Linked DNA regions of Mus musculus: region 2 is linked to region 1. The links are chromatin loops, found by intact Hi-C in ENCODE. Cell type or tissue: heart. All regions are shown on one strand. Each heading gives the region's core, and the rest is flanking DNA. Links, peaks and the distances in the headings are about the cores only.

Region 1 (7,743 bases), core at 2,356-4,855:
GAAAACAATACTACTTTTGACTTGTCCTAATTAACAGCTCCGGGTATTTCCCTGGGTCCACAAGAGACTACAGTTTACCTAGGCTGTCAAGGTCACACATACAAGGCAGATGTGTGTGGCATTAGCTATAAAGTATTACCACAAACAAGGATGTTCTTGGATAAAAATTAAGTAATAAAGCTATTATTCATTCAAGCAAACAGGGTCTGCAGAAGCTACCTCTAATGCTGTCACTCTTGGCCAAGACAAATGACAGAGCACCATTGTCTGGTGTGAGAATGCCACCAATACAGGCTGCCCAGGATCACCTAGCCAACAATTGATTAACATGGCTATTTGGGGAGTGTATGAAGCAATAACCTCGACTGTCTATATCACACAGCATGCGTGGGTGCTGGAGATGGCTCAGATGTTAGCACTTGCTGCTATGCAGAGGAGCCGATGCTCTTTCCTGGCTACCACAGCCACCAGACACGCATGCGGCCCATAAGTATACATGCAAGTGTCCATTCTGTCACTTTATACTCATAAGTCACTATGTAAAAGAATCTAGATCGCCACCGTGCCGTGTGAGTGATGGTCTTGCTGTTTTGTTTAACAAGGAATTGCAGAAGAAGGCAAACATTTGCCCAAGCAGAAAGTTCCCAGAGGCTAAGCCTCCCCAAGTGTGATTGAGGAAGGCCTAGGAGGTGCCCAGGAGACTGGAGGAGAGGGCGCAGACAGTTGTAATGAGCAACTGTCTGGAGACTAGACAAAAAGAACCAATCACAGCATTGCACAGGCTCGTTGGGGACAAAATAACTGGATGGTACAGGGTGACTTTGTGAATTCAAGAGGGAGGAACTAGATGTTAGCAAACAGGAAGGATGGATGGCCAGTGGTTCCCTCTAAGAAGTGACTTGAAAAGAACCACAAAGGCTCACTATCCTAGCCAAAGCTGTGGGTTCATTTCCTTTACGGCAGACTTACTGCGGTCTGCCTAAGGCCTGGAGCAGGTCGCCACCTGACACTGGTGCTAGGAGCAAGCTCAACTCAGATCCTCTGGAAGAGCAGCAGGTGCCATTCTACTGAGCTTTTCTTCCAGCCTCAAATGATTTTTTTTTTTTTTGAGATGAGGGAAAGTGTTGAATTCAGGGGTTTACACACAGTATGTATACATCAAATAAGATGGGGCTGGGGTAGAGTTCTGCCTATCTCCTAATACTAGAACTGCAGGCCCCTACTTTATGCAGTGTTTGGGACTATAGTCTGCAGTAAGCATCTACACACTCCTGCCACCTGAGCATTACCCCAGCCCCACAGTCTGCAACAAAGCCAACCCCACCCCAAAAGCACAACAAATTTCCAAGTCCATATGCAGCCATCCCACATGACATACAAAGCTGATATTAAAATCTGGACCATGAGCCCCAAAAGGTCAAGAGAGCAGCAGGAAACATGTCGAGCGTCCCCTCCCCTACCCCGCCCAGTCTGGTCCAGTTTCAGGTGCTTTCAGAAGCAAAGGCACACACTGGCAGCAGGCAGGTTAGACTCATGCAAGAAGGAATCCTGCCAGCTTCCAAAGCTCTCAGAGTAAGCTATTCTGTGAACAGGAGAGGCCTGGTCCTTGCTCTGGTGGCATGGATACAGAGTAGTTACCAGGAGATGGGTCCTACCTTGCTAACCAGAGCAGGCGCAATAGTTTTATTGATGTGCTCAACAGCCTGTGAGACACCTAGAAGGAACAATCATGAAATTACTTACACAGTTACAGTACACAGGCTTGAGCAGCCTTGCTGGAGCACTGGAAGTCATGGGCCCAGAAGCCCAAAGAGCCTCCACAGCATCTCGTTAGAGCCCTACCCACTTCCCCCACAATGGGGCTTTCTGGCCCAATCTGAGTGCTCTTCCCTAGCACCCCAGGGGGTTAGAGCCACACAAGAGCCATCAGCCCAGGGTGCTTTGAGGGGTGTTAGTTCAAGACCATGCACCAGGCAGACCAGCTGCACACTCGGATGCCTGGGGTGTTACCTGAGTGCACAAGGCTGGTGCCAGGAACTCATTAACATACTTAACGGGTCTGGAGACGCCTGCCCATTAGAGGTGAATAGAGAAGGAAGAAGAGACTCAGGAGAGAACAGGCTTCAGAGGACACAGAGGAAAGAGTGAGGAAAGAAGAGGCAGGAGCACTCGAGAAGTCAGGCTTCTCCTCACCCTGGCTGGCTCCTTAGCCCTGAGACCCCCCTCTGACACAACCTTCCCTGTCTTTGGAGGCTTTCCCCAGTTGCTGCCCTCGCCACTATTGGTTACAGTAACAGTCTTTCTTTAGAAAGACCAGACAGCATGCAGGGCTAATACTCTATCAGGGAAAAAGGCAGTGTGCTGACTGCTGCACCTAGGACAGGCAGACTCCACACCAGAGATGTGGGAGCTGATTTGCCCAGGCTGACCCTGTCGAGTGGGCACCAGAAAAGCCAACAGAACTGTCTACATGTCCCCACTGATGGCACGCATCAGACCCTTCTGGGAGGAAGTGATATTAGCAGATCAGCAACCAGTCTCCTAGGACTTCCATGCCAGGTTTCCAGGCTTAGGAAGGTGGGTGTTGGTAGGCTACCCTGCTGCCTTTCCTATGTGAGGAGTGCTACAGGTGAGAATGCCTGGGGAACGCAAGAGGGGCTGGCGAGTGAGGGTGTGACTGGGTTCCCATCCTTACCCTTCCCCATGAAGCGGGTCTTATCATTGTCTCGGAGTTCTAGGGCCTCGTAGATGCCAGTGGACGCACCGCTGGGCACCGCAGCTCGGAAGAGACCTGGAATAGAGGTGCGAAATTCAGCACTGGGCATGGCACATGCCTGTAATCCCAAAACACCGGAGGCTGAGGCAGCAGGATCTGAGTCTGAGGCCAAAGGGGACCAAAGCAAGACTCTTCTTTAAAAAAAAAAAAAAAAAAAAAAAAAAAAAATCAAGTATCCCCCCACCCCAGTACTATCTGCACTGTGTGCAGAGTTCAACCCTCAGGAACATTTAGACAATACATAAAAATCTCACTCACTTCAATCTAAGACAAGGTGTGGAAGCCAGGCGTTGACTCAAGGTTTCATTGAGCCTGGGGTTTACCAATTTGGCAGCATTAGCTGACATCCTGTCCCTCCAGTGCTGCTGCTAGGCCTGGGTTTTTATGTGGCTACTGGGGATTGGACCCTGAGCCTCATGTCTGAACAGCAGGCATTTCCTATCTGAATCACCCCCCCCCACCCCTGCACTCACAGAGACTTAGGCCAATAGTGGGGCCCACAGCTCTAATCTCAGCACCCAAGAAAGAGGATTTGAGACCAGTGTGGGCTACAAACACAGGAGGTCTTATGCAAAATATACTAATTATTGTAAATACTGCTCTTAACTGGCAGGTGAAAGCATTAAGACTAAAGTCTTAAGAAATTAAATTAAAAAATTAAAGTCTTTAAAAAGGGCTACAGTGAGATGCCCTTCCATCTTGTCTTTAAGCATAAAGCTGCACCAGTAGGTGGAGCCATCCCTTGCTAAGAAACCTTATGTCATGTACAATGTCACCAGTAGGTGGAGCTATCCCTTGTTATCTGACACCTGATGCCACCTAGCATTCTTGGTATTCACCGGGTCACAGCAGAGAAGCCCTAGCAAAGACAAAGGCGGCAGTGCACAGGCAGGCTCTCCCTGATGATTTGAGGAGCCTTCATTTCCTGGGGGATGGGACAATGGGTAGGTAGGGCTGCGCTCTGGTGCTTGAATTCTGAGTCACACAATGACTCAGCTCAGACTGGCAGGCCCTCAGAGCTCTTCGGGTCCATTGCCACATCTTCCTCGGGTCTCTTTCCTATTGCACCCACTACACGCACCTCTGAATGCAGATGCTGAAATTAGCACAGGTTGGGCTTGAGTTTTTTTTTTTTTTTTTTTAGTAGAGCAATTTAGGCCTTGCTGTGTAGCCCAGGCTAGTCTCAAAAAGTTCTCCCCCTTGCAGCAGGCACAAGTGCTGAGATTAAAAGCTTTAGCCACCACACCCAGACAATTTCTTAATGTAAGTTTTTTTTTTTACAACGCTGTGGTGTGAATTTGGAACTTGCCCTCCCTTACTTCCCCGTCCCAGTGAACCCAACCCACATCCTGTCTTAAATACCAAGAAACAAGGCATGGTGGCAGATGCCTGTAATCTCAGTGCGTGGAAGGATCAGACAGAGGGACTCTGCCTTGCCACCCTGACCCCATTCTCAGTGAGAAGAAACCAAGAAACAGAGTGGGTGCATGTACCTTTTGCGGTGTACAGATCGACCTCAACAGTGGGATTCCCACGGGAGTCAAAGATCTCTCTGGCGTGGATCCTGAGAATAGACATGGCGAATTTCTGTAGGAGGAAAAACATTCATATCACCAATAAACAGTGACACAGAGGTTAATTCATTCCAAGGCCATCACCTCTGAGGGGTCCTGGACTTGACAGGTACCAAATGGGCTATGCGTTAGGTAACATACAGGAAAGTCACTCATCAGTGAGGGTTTGGGGAGCGAGGACTACTCCTTACACAGCAGGTCGGTGGCTTGGACTTCCCGCCAAGCTTGAGGTCAACATGGCACAATGAAATAAACCACTCCTACAGAAAGCCCTCAGAAGCTACCTGTACTGTGGGCAAATTAAATCCTCTGACTGCATAGAACAGTGTTCTGGCTCCACAGAGAAGGAAGTGGGAAGCAACAGTGAAGGAAGGTCAGAGGTTAAACTGACCTGGAGACCAGAGGGAAATGTGACATTTCAAAGCAGTTTAATTGTGGGAAAAAGAGAAACCCTAATTCATCAAATTGCACCCATGACAAGAGCAGAATATTCAGCTGACACAGATTTGATAACCAGTAAGAAAGTGTGAGGCAGGAGGCCAGAACCCCAAACTCCTTGGCCTGTGGTCAATGATCCTGCCATTCTTGGCCTGGTGGCCATGCTGGCTAGCACGTGGGAGGTCCTGGGTTCAATCTCCGCCATATTTAGGCAAGAGCTAGGACTTCTGGTTAGTACATTTCAAAAGGGCACCTTGTCTCGCTTTTAAAAGGTATTCAAAGTAGATGTTTAATTAGAAAAACATCCTGAGAGGAAGAGGATATTTGGCAACAAACTGCAAGTCCCTTTCTTACTTCTTCCCCAGCAGGCTTTCCAAGAAAGAAACCAAATAGATTCTGTAGCTAAACTGGATGAGACATGAAGACAATACAGCATTCAGAGGCTATTATTATCTAACTAGGTTCCTCACATCTTTTGTGGCAAGCACTGAAGCAAAGGCAGCTTTTTTTTCCACAGAAGTTACTTCTGTGGTTTTGTCTTCTCTAAGACAAAGGATCTTTGTACACTCACCAAGAATAAAGTATCTACTTTTTACCTACCATGTTACAAAACCTTACTATTCCTCAACCATACTCTTTTGTCTTCTCTCTTACTCGCCCGATTCTATGAATGCCAGACTGACCAGAACTCAGTGATCCTCCAGCCTCAGCATCCCTAGCGCTACACTTTCATGTGTGCATCTCCATGGCTGGTTCCTTTATGGGGGCGGAGGAGCACCCACGTGCCACACTTTGCTCTGCAAAGACCTTACAACTTGTAGGAGTTGATCCCTCCCTCCACCCTTTTTATCTAGCTTGGATCTTTAGGCTAGGCAGCAAACGTATTTAACCAAAGGAAGAAAATCTCACCCACTCTGTCTTTATCTGGATTGAACGCCAGACCAAGGGCAGAAAAGTGGACCTATCGGTCAGGCTAATCAGCAGACTAGCTGTGGTCTATCCCGAAAGCGAGTCAGCCAAGGAACCACACTGCCTAGGCCAGAACGAACAGGAAGTTTTCTTAAATGCATCTTAAGTCAGTTCACGGCCGGCTAGTAGCCACCCAGGAAACCTGTAGCTCTTGCCTAATTGCGTCGAGGTCTCCTGAGGGCTTCCCAATTATCCAACGGGACTGCTGCAATTTCCTCTACTCTTAGTACCTAACCGACACTCACAGGTCAGGAATATTCCACAGCAGAGATGGGCTGGACCACTCCCGCCCAGTGACGCTCGATTGCGGTCCAGGAGCTACAGCCCCAGCAGGATCTACTAGGGTGTGGCGCTCTGCCTCTTGGGCATCCTTATTTCTGGCCCTTCCATTCTGAGAAAGGATTTAATGAGCATCGGGGGTTTAAGTTGCTCTCCCTCCCTCTGAAACCTTCCACTTAACTACACAGAAAGTACTTTTCTATTCTCCACGGCCGCGATCATCCGTGGTCTGCATTTGCTGTTGTCTGCTTGGGAACCCGGTTACATTGCAACCCTGAAACTCGGTGATCACTGGTGGGGCTCACACCTCCACCCTCCAAGAGCCTGCGTCCTTCCACGAGGCTGACCCGAGTGCTCCCCGGATAGCGGCTCCCGCCCAGGCTAGTGGGTGCACGTGCCCACCGGGTCCCCAAGCGAAGCTAGTAGGAGAGCTGACCCCGGTGGAGACAAGGACCATACCTGGCAGTAGGATCGCTGCAAAGCAAGGAAAGAGGGTGCCGTGGACACCGAGGAGAGCCTTAAGGACAGACGCGAGCGCGACCCTGTACCGGAGCAGCACTAAGCGCCTCCCACTCTGTCTTCCTTTCCTGCTCGTTAAGCCCCGCCCAGTTCTCCCCTTTCGGGCCCGCCCTCCCTCCGCGCCGCCTCCCCATTGGCTCAGCGTGCCATCACTCCAATAGAAGAGCGTGACCGAGGCGGCCGCTCGGCCTGCCCAGACTAGGGGCGAGGGCACGGGGGCGGGGGTTGTCCTGCCTTTCTGGGCCTAGCCTGCTTGGGGCATAGCTGGAATGCCTGGCGAGCCTCCGGCTGGGAACCTGGGGCCCGGCCGAGGGTCTACGGAGCCCGGATGCGGGGCGGGGCGGGGCTGGGCTGCGCGGCGGGCATGAGGGCTTGAGCCCGCCGCACGTACTCCGAGTCTCACACGCACTCGGCGTGGCTGCGGCGCCACACGTCCGGCCCACGACCTTGCTGATGACCTTCGCGGCTCGGCCCTCCAGCCGGCCAACCCCCCACCGGGAGGTTCTGGAGCCCCCGGCGGTGTGGAAACGTTGATGCGCGGCCAGAGGGCCTCACTCCCGCGTGGAATTGGGTGGGGGTGGGGGGGATGAGGGGGAAATGCATGGATACTGCGCCTGCGCACTGAGCGCCCTCGCCGCTGGTCCTGGCTCTCTGGTGCCATCTGCCAAGGTGACCCCGTCCTTTTGTCCTTGCTGTAGTGAGTCTCAGGCCGAGGTAGCCAAGGGAAAGTGACCTTTCCCTTAATATTACCTAATCATTTGTTACTGTGTGGAGGGTACCGAATCCTACTGTCCAGCTCACGCTAATAAGGCAGTACCTTTGTGCTACACCCACCCAGCCACTCCACCCTACTTTAGAACTTTCCTTACTTCTCTGGTGTACTAGCTCAGTGTGGATTTATTCTTCATCCATGTTAATGTTCCTTTGTTTAAAGATCTAATACTTCTTTCCCCTGCTTGTGGCCTCGATGTTCTTGACCTACCAGTTCTTGAGACTCATACTCAAGTCGTCCCGACGCATTTCTCAAAAGTCTAGACTAGTAATATTCCACAATGATGTGACAAACGTCCGGAAGCGCAGGGTGGAGCCATTTCACCCTTCTGATGAAGAAAATAAAGCTGGTGTTTAACCACAGCTGTGGGTAGGCAGAGGCAGGCGGATTTCTGAGTTCAAGGCCTGCCTGGTCTA
Region 2 (7,743 bases), core at 1,921-4,420, 210 kb after region 1:
GAAATGGTCGGTCCGAGGATGCGCAACGCCACTGGAGTTAACAGCCACCAGGCGCAGAACTGCTCATTTATCATCCTCCAGTCGCCGGGGAGGGTTGCCTCCTGCCCCCAGCCCTCGACTCCAGTGAAGTATTGTCTTCCAGAAAAGGTGGTCTAAATAAAGCCAGGGACTCACTCGCTGCACCAATCAGCGCCGCCGTCCGGTCGGGTCTACCCGGCGCGGGCTACGCGCAGCCACCAGGAGGTGGCCGTCGGGACGCGGGTGCGGGCAGAGCACTGCGCCCGCCCTGAGCAGTGGTGCAGGGTCTCTGCATCGCCGCCGCTGCTGCAGCCCCGCAGCCGTCAGCACTGCTGACTTGGCCCAGGAGGGGAGGGCGGGGGTGGGGGGAGGAGGGCCTGCAGCAGTCTGGGCTCCAACTGCCCCTGCGCAAGGAGCCTGAGAGAATCTAGCTTCAAGGGCTTGGCTGGCCAAGGCTAGGGTAGAAGAGCTGGAGAAAAGGACCCTGAGTCAGCGCTGGTGCAGTTGAGGCGTCCCAGGAGCCAGTGCACAGGATGGATGGCTCCCTCTGCCCTGGGACCAGAGCATACAGGCTTCAGCATCTTACTGCACCCCCCTTCTGATTCAGGGAAACTGTGCTAGCCTCATTTCCCCTCATTAGCGTTGCTGTACTATAATTCACTACTCTGAGCACTCTGGATGATGGAGAGAGAGAGAGAGAGAGAGAGAGAGAGAGAGAGAGAGCTTTCTAGGTCTATGGTCTACTCAGAGTCATGTAAGTCTCCACCTAGAACTCGGGGTGAAGCACAAGGCCATGCACGAGATTTGAGGCATCCCCCAAGCCCGGCTGAATCTTGTAGGGGTCACTGGAAGATGTGGAGGTTACCACCACCTGCCCTGGATTTTCTGTCTGAGACACCTTGGAGACTCGAGCTCTCCCAACCCATCTGCCCTCTCAGCAGCGGCTCCCTGTCCTGCTACTGAGAGATAAAGGTGTCTAAGGATGCTAAGGTCCAGCAGTCCCCATCCCTGTTTCTCTCTGAAGCCGCTGTGCTAGCTTGCCATATCATCCCCTCAAACCAAGTTGGTGTGGTCACTTTGGCCCTGACAATGCCCGTCTAAGGCAAGAATCTCTTGCAGTGAGATGCTTAGGGAAGCTAGGTGTCTGGCCTATTGTTCATTTCACACTGGCAGTATGAACTATTACTTTGACAAGCCTTAGCAGTATGAGAATGCTGGGCACCTGCTTCCTCTCAGAACTTCCTGTACCATCTGATGTCCCTTTAGGTGGCCAGTGGACCCCTGATGGCATTTGCTCTGCAGCTGATACTTGCAGGCTTCTCCCTTGGCTAATTACCCATAGTACTGGTTTGTCATCCCTGCCTCGGGAGGGACAGACTGGAGAACCTTTTGCCTAGGCACACCTGCCTCATTCTTTTGTCCTCCCCCAGGTTGGGGAGGTCACAGAGATGTCCATCTCAGGGATGGGGGAGAATGGTCAGTCCAGAGCCAGATGACACGCCCTAGTAGCTTCTGGGCTTGTGGGGCAGAGCTGGGGCGAGCTAGAATCAGGCCTAGTGATGTCCAAGTCAGGTCCATCTTAGGCACCATGGGACAATGATCTAAAAAAAAAAAAAAAAAAAAAAAAGACAAAACTCATGTGTTGGGGATTCTAATGACATGTTCAGGTACACTGGGCTGGCTCAAAAACAATTGTACCCCAAAATTAAAGTTGTTGATTAATCAAAGACAGTTTTGGATATACAGGGAATGCATTTTGCAAAATGAGCTAAGGGCAGTCTGGTCAGCAGGGATAAAGAGGTGTGTGTGCAAAGCCCATAGGGGGTTTACGTTCAACCCCTGGTGCTTTTCCAGGTGAGGTAAGTATGCGGTCCAACACCCCATAAAATATTTATCTAGAGGTGCACATTTCCCTGAAGATCGTAGTGTGCTGTGTGAGCTGGGTGCCCGGCAGCAGCAGCCCCCTGGGGAGTGCAGACCCAGAACACCCCACAGGCACCCGTGGAGGTCACTTCCCTCTATCAGCTCAGCAGTTAACACGGATTGCTGTTTCAGAGGCTGCCCGGGGAATTTATATTTGAGAGGTTTGCTGCATAGCTTTTGAACTGAAGTTTTATGAGACCGAGGATTTTTTTTTTCTCTCTCTCCCTCTGGTCAAAAGAGGAATCACAAGGAACGGAGTCCTTCAGTGCCAGACAGATGTTCGGTGCCAGACAGATGTTACCGGTTGGCCCTTTGTGACATCACCCCCCAATGCAGACCTGGACCCAAGTACTGTGCGTCTGGGATGCCACGCCAGCAGTACTAGCCTGGAACTAAGCCAGCTGGCTCCACGGCATTGGGGTGGTGCTCTGACTGGGCACACAGAAGTCTGGGTAACAGAGACACAGCTCAGGTGCCTCAGGGTGCTTGGACCTTGCCCAGAAAGAATCCATAGCCAGAGTGCATTTCTACCCATTTTCTGTGCAGGTGACTCTATCTAGGGGAGCTCTTCAGGGGGGCCCCTCCCCCACTCCACAGCGCGGGCCAGTCAGCACTTTTTGCCAGCCAAAGGGGTTTCATCCTTTCTTTTACACAGAAACCTCTGTCCCAGGAAGAGCAAGTCATCTCGACTGAGTTCCCCTCCCGCGCTCCTCTCAGTAAATTCAGGGAAATTCAGCTGTACCCTGGGCATGGCCCGGGAACAAGGCCATGGAGCTGCCTCCGCATCCCCAGGGTGCAAGCCCTGCTGAAGATCGCCACAGCTCAGACCAGCCTTCTCCAGCTCCAGTGCACAGGGCTTAAAGAGCCAGCGAGCCACATGTGCAAGGCAGCAGATGACATGCACCCAGGCAGGACTGAGCCCAAACTCATCAGGAAGTCCGCAGGGTCTCCGCCCCCAGCGCGTGAGAAAGAAACTAACGGAGAAAGTGCGCCCCAATTGTGTTTCGGGTTCGCCTGGGGCCGAGAGCATCTCAGGTCAAGGTACCCAACGAGCTGACCCACCCGGGAGTGGGCACCCCTTTTCTCCCTCCACCCCACCTCCAGCCACCTCCTCCCACTGCAGCCACGGCGGAGGTTCTGCAGTCACTTGAAGGAGAAAGATTTCGCAGTACGGCACTGGCATTCTTAAAGCTGCAGTGTCCAAATTCTCCTTCAAACCCCAGCTGTCCCCGACATCAGCTTACTTACCCGGGTCCTATGCAGAGGGTGGGTGGGTAAGGAGACGAGGCCGTGGAGGGGAAGCTTGGAGAGGCCCTGCAGGTGGGGATCAGACTCCCAGACTCTGGCAAGGGTAAAGAGAGAGGAGACTGTACCGAGAGCCTCCGCAGTTAAACCAGGTTGCTGGGACTGCAGCGGAGACTGCAATGGAGTAGTTTTTTTTTTTTTTTTTTTTTTTTTTTTAATCATACACCCCCATCGTGATTTCCTCCACAAACTTAAATTTTCTACAGCTAATTAAAACACAAGATGCACACACGTGAAACCCACACGAGAAAGAACACCCCCCGCTTTTTCACCCCAAAGAATTTAAATAGCATTTTAAATTATTTTTAAATTGACTCCCGCGAGCAACTGACTCAGCTTTCGCTATGCTGCTAGGCTGGCAAGCCATGCAGGAAAGAGCCTGGGTAGATGGAGTTCATTGAAATCAGAGTTTCTGCAAAGTGCAGGGAGAGAGGACTCCAGCGCCTCAGGGGAGACAGCTTTTCTGAAAACCGAATGAGAGGTAACTACCTAGGCAGGAAACGTCACTAGCACCCAGCAACAGCACACCCATGCCCGAAAGTTACCTCTCTCTCCTGCTCAGCTGCTGAACGGTTGGGATGGCTGGCAAGTTGCAGACTGCTGCTGGAGAGGCAGGACCCAAAAATCAAAGTGTCAGCTGGGTGCAGGGAACAACGTGCTGCAGGCGGGGCTGGTCTCTCCCCATCCCCCCACCCACCCCCAGCATCCCTCCCCAGTTTAATTTAAATCCCTGATACTGCAGGATGCCCACTCCTGTAGGCACGTCTCCAGAGCCGTCTGGGGCTTTGTTCTGCCTTCTAGACTTGCTTACCTGGAGATGATGAAGAGGAGGGAGGGTGGAAGACTCTTTGGACTCCTGAAGCTTTGTGTTCAGAGCCAGAGGCAAAGGTGACAGTGACAGGTGGCCCTCGGTGCTTTCTCCCAGAGGGGAAAGAAGCCGGCTCCTCTCTGCCCACCAGACAGTCCGGGAAGCACCTGCTTTTGTATTGTCGCTAAAAAGAAAAAATATTTCAAACCGCGTGTGCACAAGAGATGTGGAGGGAGGGCACTAAGTGTCACTTTTACCCTGAGGTGTCTTTGGCTCCTGAAGTTTGTGCTCCTGCCTCCGTGTGAGTCAATATCATCTAAGATTGAGGCAAGGATTTAATTGAGAAAGTTCCAGGAGAAAATGCACTTTAAATGCAGATATGGTTAAATAGCTCATTCTGCTCTAATCCACAGGGGAATGCTCAGAACAGACACGCGGAGAGATGGCAGAGGGTGAGGGGGAAGAAGGTATTCTCAGGTTTTACATTTATTATAAACTCAAGAGTATGAGAAAGGACAGTGAAGGAGAAAGTGATTATGTGTGGATGTCTGCATACGTGCATGTGCACACATGCACACACATGCATACACTCGGGAAGGAAAAGTATAACTCCCCCCACCCCCTTTAAAAAGCCTGCTCAGTAGAAACAACTGCACCAACTCCGAGTCCTGTCCGCTTCAGTCCTGAGGGAAGAGACCAGGAGGGGCGCCTCTGCAGCCTGCAGTCTGCGTCCTGCCTGGGATACAGCCATGCTACTGCAGTGCACCATGGCCAACGGGCACCCTTGCCCACCTTCCTAGCTTGCACAGTTCGTACAGCGTGCACTCTGCTGGCGGACACAGCCCAGGACCACCCACGGCCAGACGATACACCCTCCTCTTCCTCTGCTTCCCTTCCTTGTCTGAGAGGAAGGGAGCTGCAGAGACCCCTGAGATGTCATAGCAGAAGAGACCCCAGAAAGTATATAGCCAAATCTTTCCCCTAGGTGGGTGGGAAACCCAAGACTTGCCAGGGCTCCCTCAAGGTCACTTGGGGTCCTTGGTCCTGTAAGGTTCTTGCTGCTCCCATCATCAGACCCTGAGAGTGAGTGACCTGCCCTGGCTGTGACCTCAGATGACCTTGCATGCTTCCTTCTTATGTGTGCTACACAGATTACCCCAGGAAATGATATGATCAGGTACATGCAAATCCAAGCCAAGAACACAAACTCTCTGGAAGCAGAAGATTCAAGCATCCACCCTATGACTGAGGGGCAGACACATGCTGATCTAAAGCAGCGCTTCCTTAGTGTCCACCACGGGCGAAACCCACAACGTTGCCCACCTACATGGGATTCCTTAGGCTTCCCTAAGATTGACCTCAAACATGGAGGCATACATCACATACATCCTCCCATACCCAGGGGCCAAAGTCTAAATGGAGGGGTGGGCAGGAAAGCTTATCTTGGGAGTTGTGAGCAGACTGAGGTAGATCCAGCTTCTCTTCAACTCTGGGGCCCTCCTGCCTTATCTATATGAGGGTGATATTCTCCTTTCTGAGTCCCCACCCCTTTCCTTTTATAATAGAGGTTCAAGGCTACCTCAACCCAAGATTCCTTTGCTAGGTCTTTCATTTAAAAGTTATCATTTTTGCGTGTATGTGTGCATCCTTGCATGAGTTATGTATACCATATGCACGAGGAACTCCCAGAAGTCAGAAGAGGACATCGGATCCCCTGGATGTTGGGTTATAGGCAGTTGTGAGCCACCAACTAGGATCTCGGAACAGAACCCAGTTCTTCTACAAGATCATTAAGTGCTTCTAACCACTGAGCCATCTCTCCAGCCCCTCTCGGTCCTCATCTCAATTATAGCTGCGAAGACCATTTTTCCCAAGCCAGGAGACACTCACAGATCCCAGTTAGACCTCTCTTGGCCTGGCCAGAATGTATCTCTCTGCACCTTGCAATGATTTCTTTCCCCCTCAGAACAATGGCAGCGAAATGGAGCAGCCCTTCACCATTGTCACCAGGGTAGTGACAATGGTGACCCCACTGGTGAAACCACATGCTGGCCTCTCTTGTGCTTCTGGTATTGACTCCTACAACACAGGGCACATCTTGACACTAAAGGGAAACTAAGGCACAAAGAGGCTTGTGTCGCATAGGTATTAGCGGCAGGCTTGAGGCCATCTGGCTCTTACCCACACTTCTGCTTTACCATGTTCGAGCTGCCAGTGCTCCTGACTCAACTTTCTGGTGATAGTTTTCAGCCACCTCTGACGTGCGTCCTTCCTCGGGCATTTTGGACGTGTGCTCTGTGCTGGTCACAATCTCCTTTTCTGCCTCTTCTTCTTCCTCCTCCTCCTCCTCCTCCTTCTCTTCCTCCTCCCCACTTTTATTCCTCAAAAACAATTCCATCAACTTACACTTTGATAGGAAGACAAACTTGCCTAGGCCAGCAAGAGAGGAGGGATGTGCACACAGGGGTCCGAGGCAGCCATGGTCGAGCTCCCTGCAAGGGTGCTGGCAGGCACTGATGTCACCCTTTCTTTTATTTTCTGTAACATAGGGAGAAAACTAGGTTAAAGTCATGTGATGTTCTGGCTGGAGGTTGCTCTCAAACACACCTCCAGGGTCAAGGCGGCGTGTTTCCTGTTTAAGGATGAGGCAGACTCTCTCTATCCTGGAGCCTGGGGCTAGGGTCATTGGAAGCTAGGATGGCTACTGGATTTAGGAGATTCTCTTCAGCAAATCATTTAAAGTCCCCTGGCCTGTGGATTACCACGCGTCTGCATTGGGAGTGGAAAGAGCGACGTGGATCACGGCTTTCCCGTCACTAATACAAAAAGACCGTCACTAGAAAGGGGACCAAGATGGTAGTGCCAGCAGAAGATGAAGGTCTTCTCCTTCAGGATCTCTTAGGTCCTTTATGTTGACGGCCACACGTGGAGATCCTTCTGCTCCGAGGACGTGGGGGTGACAAAGCCAAATGCACGCACCCTTGATGAGACCCCTTCCACCATAACCCAGTGTTCACACCCCGCTCTGGACCACTATACATGCTCAGGCAGAACCATGCATGCCCAAGGAGCAGACAGGCCATCTTGCGCCTGCATCTTTGGGGTTCCCCATTGGCTCATTGTTTGTATTAAACAGATGCCATGTACGGAGAAGAAAGCAGTTCTGCCCACAGAGTCTTTGCTGCTGTCTCTCTTGTCTCCAACACAACTAAAGTGTAGCTGGCATTCCCTTGCTTGTTAAACTGTTCTGTTAAGAGGTTGGGAGGTAGCAGGCTTCTGGGAACGGTCTTCCCAAGGGGGTCTGTGCTTAACAGAAGAACAAAGACATTTTAACTACAAAAGGAATGGTGGGTGCATCTTCAGGCCCCAGTAGCCAAATGGAAGTTATTTTTATCACAGGGCAGACTTCCAGGGCCCTTGAGGGCCTCTTTGCGCATGTGCCTGCATTTCTTCATCTGCACCAAAATGTCCCCCGAACCCGCCTTTTGCTGGCAGGTTGTCTTCCTGTCTCCCTGCCATAGGACAGTTGTGTCATTCCTCCTAAGCCCCCAGCAACAACCAGGAGTAACATAGGGCCCCACAGCACCTGTGAATAAATGGAGAAGAAGCCTTCTGGTTTTTTCTCTGAGGCTGGGTCAAACTGTTCATTTCTAGGCAAATCTGTGTCTTCACACTGCTCGCAAAATTCT

The links. Peaks named below come from ENCODE experiments on the same cell type or tissue, not always from the same donor. Only the 100,000 strongest peaks of a DNase experiment are listed, where the experiment ranks them.
Region 2: a loop joins it to region 1, with 2.5 times the contacts of the local background. A loop is called at or near these places in 3 of 42 quality-filtered maps.

What each region holds. Positions count from the first base shown.
Region 1 is chr4:150,236,093-150,243,835 of GRCm38, reverse strand. Eno1 (enolase 1, alpha non-neuron) reads right to left here and starts at 6,639. Exons shown (of 12, transcript NM_023119.2): 1 at 6,496-6,639; 2 at 4,270-4,363; 3 at 2,696-2,791; 4 at 1,656-1,714. The coding sequence starts at 4,354. In heart, for the core only: a CTCF peak has its summit at 3,523 (motif pointing right); DNase peaks (open chromatin) are centred at 3,141, 3,645 and 4,155; H3K4me3 peaks cover 2,028 bases; H3K27ac peaks cover 1,717 bases.
Region 2 is chr4:150,025,947-150,033,689 of GRCm38, reverse strand. Gm13067 (a long non-coding RNA gene) reads right to left here and starts at 4,285. Exons shown (of 7, transcript XR_390962.2): 1 at 4,058-4,285; 2 at 3,792-3,849; 3 at 3,190-3,283; 4 at 1-1,619. In heart, for the core only: no CTCF peak of the experiment used is centred there; DNase peaks (open chromatin) are centred at 2,399, 2,929 and 3,099; H3K4me3 peaks cover 2,035 bases; H3K27ac peaks cover 651 bases; H3K27me3 peaks cover 1,854 bases.